Regions from separate parts of the Homo sapiens genome. Here region 1 is linked to region 2. A link is a contact called in ENCODE Hi-C or POLR2A ChIA-PET data. All regions are on one chromosome and are shown on one strand. The core of a region is the stretch at or near the end of the contact, and the rest is flanking DNA. Distances in the headings are between cores, read along the strand shown.

What was found. A loop is a pair of places that touch in the nucleus more often than their neighbours do. ChIA-PET counts read pairs that join two places held with the same protein, here RNA polymerase II (POLR2A). Pooled maps may share reads with other maps.
Region 1: a loop to region 2 is called in a map of Calu3, with 2.2 times the contacts of the local background. The contact joins the enhancer-like site here to the promoter of PARD3B in region 2. A Hi-C loop is called at or near these places in 4 of 168 maps with a recorded cell type or tissue (Caco-2, Calu3, PC-3 and 1 more) and 2 of 50 pooled maps. POLR2A ChIA-PET finds 5 or more read pairs at or near these places in 2 of 52 experiments (PC-9 and activated naive CD4-positive, alpha-beta T cell).

Annotation. Positions count from the first base shown.
Region 1 is chr2:204,606,605-204,610,088 of GRCh38, forward strand. All of the region lies in intron 1 of PARD3B (par-3 family cell polarity regulator beta), which reads left to right. Among named protein-coding and RNA genes, the nearest start is that of PARD3B, 63 kb to the left of the region's middle. Within about 2 kb of position 1,824, at least 2 of the 41 ENCODE cell types and tissues checked have a DNase peak (open chromatin) inside an H3K27ac peak, as active enhancers do.
Region 2 is chr2:204,543,449-204,546,776 of GRCh38, forward strand. It overlaps PARD3B (par-3 family cell polarity regulator beta), which reads left to right and starts at 2,027. Exons shown (of 23, transcript NM_001302769.2): 1 at 2,027-2,671. The coding sequence starts at 2,552. RefSeq lists a silencer at 2,014-2,063.

The DNA of each region.
Region 1 (3,484 bases), core at 574-3,073, 63 kb after region 2:
TATTATGTGCTCAGAATAGGAGAATCAACCATTTATGAAGAAGCTCCAGTGGCTACCACAGATGACGCACTGGTCTCATTACCTATTCCGGTAAGATTCTTCTAGGTTAATATGCCCAAACTGTTTTAAAGGTTTGACCTGCATGCACCTCATTAAGTTAATGGAATTCAATTCAGTTAAGACTACTGAGAGTCCTTTATATCTCGTTTGGAGGCTGCTCTGTCCAGGGAGAGTAAAACAAAATCTTAAAGTAGCAGTTTTGTTTGTGTGTGTGGTTTTTCTGGGAAATATTAAAGCCTTGAACAATCCCGTATCTTTTTCATATATTTACCTTTAAAGAAAGACATTGTTTTCTTGCACCTGTCCTCCACTTTGATTCTTGCTTTAAAGTACATACTGGTTAGCAAGACTTGAGATTGATACTTATTTCTGGCAGCATACCAGAATTACCACTGAGGGACTGCAAAATAGAATCCTTGGCATAGTCACTAGGGTTCTGAGTTCTACCAAGTTAAGCGTGTTTAATAATTTAATGATCTTAGCAAAATGGAAAGATATCCCATAAATATATGATAATATTCAGTGCCTCAAAGTTTAAGATGGTATCCCAAAGGAAATTATAGGGGCAGATTATCATATAGACGAATGATTACATTTACTTAACAAAAAATTGGGAGGATTTCTGTTTTATACCGTAATCCTTATGAAGGATCAGTATAGAACTTTGCTTTAAGGAGTTCTAAGTAGTTTATACATCTAGGAAAGTGCAGTAGACATGGGCTACTATGGGAATAGCTATTAGAGAAGGCAAATAGAGGATGGCAAGTAAAGGACCTTCGATCATAATTCACTGAATATGTTAGCTGAGTAAGGCTTCTGTTAAACTTGTTAAGTTGCCAACATTACATGGTTTGACTGGGCCTTGTAAGGACTAGAAAGCAGTGCACGTGTATCTACTTTTCATTTTGAGAATTGTGTCAACAAATATGTAGAGGTTAAGAAAAGGAAGAAAATTATTTTAAAAAAAAGGATTATACAGTGGGAACAAAGGATTTGGGAATCAAGGAAATGAAGGATATGAGGGGGATGGCTACACTAAAGATCAGCTGTTCTGAGTGCCCAGAGAACTGGAGTTAAGGGTGTAGCCTCACACTCCTTCAGGGACCTGTACTAACAGACTTCGCGAGAGAGGGATTCACTGTAAATAGGTTGCTTAGAGTTCTGTTCCTTGGGAGTTTTACAGCTGATCTAGATGACTGGAAGAATAGACCTGTTCATGTAAATTGTAATCCTGTTAAAGCTATGGCATTTATTAAGGACTTGGACCCCTTTGACAATTTGGACATTTAGGAACCCTCAGTCTAGAATGATGCCCATGTGCACACCCTGTTGTGTTTAAAGTGTTCAATGGGACCCTTAGTTTAGAATCCTGGCAGCACAGGCAAGGAGAAGTTTGCAAGATGGTTTGCAGCCCCAGCAGTTAGCTACTGCATAAATATCTGTGATGATAAAGAGTGGATGTATTGGTGGCTTCAGACAGGCAACAGGGGGGAATTTGTTTTTAATTTTAGGCATTTTAAACAGCACAGGCTTGTGGATTTAAAAAAATATTTGCATTAACACAACACTAAATATTGTAAGGGGCAAGGAAAGTTTACAGCAAAGCACATTTGCTTGGGGAGAAGGTTTCTATGGCTCTCCACTAGCTGTTACATGTTTATATCCTCCAAAACTTTCACTCTGGCTTTTTTCCCGGGAAAGAAATATCTGCCCTTTCCCATTCTTCTACCCTTAGTGTGTGTGGGTGGCTGTGCATCTCCATGGGGAGGACACGGAATAAAGCTGTGCAGCATGCTCCTTTGCTCCCAGAATCTCAAGCCAAAAGGAATTGTTCTGAATTGGCTGGGTCTTATTTTCTCAGTGCTATGCCTGGAAGGAGACAGGATCAGGGTGTGATGTGTCCTGAAAGCATAAACTCTTTATTAGCACAGATAAATCAGTTGGTTGGCTCAGTAGATTTTTGGGAGTGTTGGTGACATTCATTTCACAGGGATCTCAAATTATCCAGGAATTACCCAGACAGTAGATTATGATGCCCTGACTCTGGCAATATCTGCTGTTACTCCCCCTCCTCCCTGCTCCTGCATATGCATACAAGACTTCTATGCTTTTGCAGTGTGATGATATTGGGGAAGCTGCAAGGGTTTTAGTCTTTAAGTTTCTCAGAGCAAAAGAAGAATGGATACAATTTACTGTGTTGTGGGTGAGAGAGAACTGTGAAACCTGATTTAAAACAAAAGTGTGGGCCTGTGTCTTCAATAATCTGACTTTGTCTCCCTGTAGCATAAATAATTCCAGTTGTATAATTATGGCTATTCAGGTAATACCCTGTTATATTGCTCTGGAGTTATACTCCTTTTAAGATTTGCTAGTTAAAAGTTGTCACTTTATTCAGACTTTTGTTTTTAAAGTTAAATTAAAATGTTCTTAAGGTAGTTTATTCTCCAGGAGGCAGGATTAGCCTTTCTCAGTAGATATTTGGATCTATTTGGAAAGTTTTGATTTTTAAAATTAAGTCTTTGAGTGTATCAAGTTAAAGCATAATGTATTCTAACATCAACTTATTTTTTATGAATCCCAAAATATTTTGCTACATATTCTGCAATTGGAAAATGGCATCTCGGAAGGATTAAAGTTCCATATGCTAAAGGAGACACCAAACTCTGTAAAATATTTCAAAAGGCTTATTCTGAGCCAATATGAGTGACCATGGCCTGGGGAACAGTCTCAAGAGGTCCTGGGAAGGTGTGCCCAAGGTGGTCAGGTTATAGTTTGGTTTTATACATTTTAGGGAGACAGAAAGTGTAAGTAAAATAATAAATTAATATATGGAAGATGTACATTGGTTTAGCCTAAAGAACTGGGATATCTTGAAGTAGTCGGGAGTGGGGGTTACAGGTCATGGGAGGATTCAAAGCTTTTCTAGTTGAAAATTGGTTGAAAGAGTTATGCTTTTTCTAAATGAAGTCAGTAGTAAGAAATGTTTGAGTTAAGATAAGGGGAGTTATATAGTCCAGTGTTCTTGCTGTGTAGATGAAGCCTCCAGGTAGCATCCTTCAGAGAGAATAGATGATAAATGTCTCTTTTTGAACCTTAAAGGTGTCAGACTCTCATCTAATCTCTTCTAGATGCAGGAAAGACCTAGAAAGGGTCTTTCCTTTAAATAAGAGATTAAATGAGAGACCTGGCTGTATTAGCAGACATTCTCTACATATGCAAATTTCCCTTAAAAGAGAAGGCTTTATAGGGTCATTTCAAGATATGAAAAAATATATGTCAAATAAATATATGTTGAAGTAAGATATTTTGATTTCCTTCAGGGTCTACATGTGACTCTATACCAGAGTCAGGTTGGAACTTGGTGTCTTATTGCCACAAAGCGTCTGTTTTTTCAGTCTTATGATGCCAATTTCAATGTTAATGC
Region 2 (3,328 bases), core at 777-3,276:
ATCCTTGTCTAGAGTCATCTCTTCCTTCATCTCACAATGGCATGGCCTCTGCTGCATCCCCTAGGTCCCGATTCCAACTTCCCAAGTGGAACTGGGAGAGCCGGAGTGTTCTTTATGGTTCACTTGGGGATTATCAAAGCCAGGACTTGGGGTGGGAGGTTCTAGATATTGGGAAGGAGCTAAAGCTGGGCTAAGAGGGAATTTGTGGCGAAGAGGAGGAGCTATTCATGACCCAAGCAGAAGAAAATGAGTCTGGAGCAACTGTAAAGCAAAAAGCCACGATGCAGGAAGGATGGCAACATGCAAAGTTATTTCATCAGTGGAAAATCTTTGCTCTGTACCATTCTATAGGTCCATGAAATACCGAATATTAAAAGTGAGGGCCACACATTAATGCACGGCATCAGTATCTATTTGTTTGTTTGATTCACTCATTGGTACTTCTCATGTAAGAAACAGCACAGCAGTTACGATGAAGACTCTGGAATCAGATGACCTGGGTTTTAAGCCAGCCTCTGCTACTTTCTAAGAATGAGATTTTAACTAAATCATTTAACTTCCTTTGGCCTCAGCTCCTCATCTCTAAAAAGAGGATAAAGTGTCTCCTTTGAAGAGAGCTGGCCTGAGAATGGAGACCACACTGAGGAACAGATAGAGCTAAGAGCTGGACAGAGCTAGCTGGCCCCTGAGGACATAGTTTGAGTTCCTGCTTTCAACCTTGCCTCAATGGAGTGCCCTCTGGATCTTCTGATTTTATGAGGTGATCAATTCTGTCTTTGGTTTATTTAAATGTAAATTAGTTTGTATTGGATTTACAACCAAATTACAATGGACTTGGTTTACGTGATCCTCTTGGTTTGCCACTGACTTTCTATACATAGAAGACAACCAATATATACTTACTGAATGTATGAATGAGCTAAAATTTATTTTTTTAAAAAACCTCTTGAAACCCATGAATTTAATCTCCTCTGCATTATCATACCATCCTAGGCAATTCACGTTCAATTTAAGTGTGTCCACATAGGAGCACATCCTTCTGTAGAGAAACACATGATGCAGCCCTGAGGGTCTTGCTGGATGAACTGGATGGCTAAGAAAACTGCAGGGAGAGACCAGAGATTGAGCTCAGAAGACCTGAGTTCTTTTCAACAGAACTAACACCATGGTCTGCTCAGTCTCTTGACCTCTCCGAGCACCATTCTTGATGCACAAGATGCGAAGAATAATATCTACCTACCGGGTAGTTGTTAAGCTCAAAGGAGCTCATTTACATGAGAGCTAAGAATGAAACTAACGTAATTTGTTGGTTTCCCCCACATATTCCCATTTCAATTGGTGATGGATACACACCTGCCAAATCATGAGCCTAAGGGTGTTAACTTTTTTTTTTCCTAATAAAATGCACAACGGTAGTCGCATTCCAGAAGGCTATGTGTCAACACACGCGATCATATCTGGGTCTTGGGTGTGACCTTTGGCCAAATACTCAGTGTCCTCGAGGGTCTGTAAAAGGAAAAGTTTCCACTGGCGCGTTCTCTCCAAGGTTCGCTTCAGCTCTGCTATCCCAGGGCTCCTGATGGCAGCGGCACGGGCTGTGCTTAAGGCGAGTTCCTAACAGGCCCTCGGGGCACTCCTGCATCTCCGCACCCGGCAGCCTCGCCCCTTGGGTGTTTTTGGTGGGCGTGACTAGAAGCACCTGCTCCTGGGCTCCTTTTGCATCTTGCTGCAGTCCCCTCCTGTGAAGGGCGCAGCTCTGCAGTCTCCTCGCTCTTCCCTCGGGTGTTCTTTCTGAGATCCGGTTTCAATCCTCGAGCGTGTAGCCCTCAGGTCCCCTTACAACTCCCCAGAGCTCCGTGTGCATGCGTGCGAGAGGGAGAGAGCCAGGGAGAGACCCAGGTGACGAGACGAGGCTCCCGGGCTCCAGTTACTGGCCCGCAGGGCCGGGGCACGTCGTCGCCCAGCGTGCGGCGGGGCCCGGGAGCGCCGCGGCCCCTTTAAGAGCCGGGCCCAGGCCGTCGCCGGGACCGCAGGAGCCCAGAGCGCGGGCGCCGCAGAGGAGTTGGGAGCCGGCGCAAAAGTTTCCTCCCAACTCTGGCCCCGTGCGCCGCCGCCGCCGCCGCCCACTCCAGCCCCCGGCTTGGGGCCGGCCCTGCCAACGCCGCCAGGGCCAGGGCCAGGGCCAGGACCAGCGACAGGGCAGGGCCGGCAGTTTCGCTTTGGTGGGCGCGGAGCAGCCGCCTGGGCCGGGCAGGAGTAGGAGCGGGAGGAGGAGGAGGAGGAGCCGGTGCCGCGGAGCTGCCGCGTCCCGGGCCGCCGGGCACCTGGGAGGTAACCCCTTTCCGCGGCCGCCCCTCCCCGATTCCCGCCACCTGCCGCCTGGCCAGGTGGAAGGGGCGCTGCCGCGAGCCTCCGGGCCTCAGGGTGTTCCGGGGAGCGGCGCCCCGGGTCTCTGGGCCCACCCGCCCCGGGCGTCCTCCGAGAGTGGGGGCTGCGCCCGCGGGGTCAGACACCTGTTCGGCCCGGCCCGGCGTGGTCGCCGGGGGCCAGGATGAAAGTGACCGTGTGCTTCGGCAGGACGGGCATCGTGGTGCCCTGCAAGGAGGGCCAGCTGCGCGTCGGCGAGCTCACCCAGCAGGCGCTGCAGCGGTACCTGAAGACCCGGGAGAAGGTGAGCGCGGCGCGGAGGAGTGGGGCGCGGCTGCAGCCAAGGCACCTGCCAGGTGCGACCCGGTGGCGACACTCAGGGGATGCAGAAAACCCAGGGGATTATGGGGCACTGCCTGTAGCTGCAGCTGTTGTCTATTGCTAATATCAGTGATGTGGGTGTCTTTGGGTGTTTGTGGGCCTTGAGCTCCGAGGGTCGTGAGTGGACCTGCAGCATTGGAATCTCTTGGGAGCTTCTTAGAACTGCCCAATATGGGCAGTTCTCCAAACCCACCGACTCAGGATCTGCTCTTTAACGAGATCCCCAGGTGATTGGAATGCCCACTGAAGTTTGAGAACCACTGGTTTAGAACTTGTTTGAGGGAACGTCTTAAAAGGTGCTGCTCACCTAAGTGTGATTTTTGACCCATTAAGGCCCGCCTCACTTAGGCTCCTTGGAGTTAGAAAGTTGATTGTGCAAGTGACACATACTCGGAAGTTACAACTGATGGGGCCTTTGGAGTTTCAGCCTTGTGAGCTGCCCTGTCTCAGTGACTTGGGCAGGAACACAGGTGGGAGCATGCTGTTTGCTTAGCCAACCTGTCTACATTTTGAGTGTTTTCAGTTTAATGTCACAGATTCTATGACCATTTACTATGTGTGTGGGCTGTTGTCAGGTCCT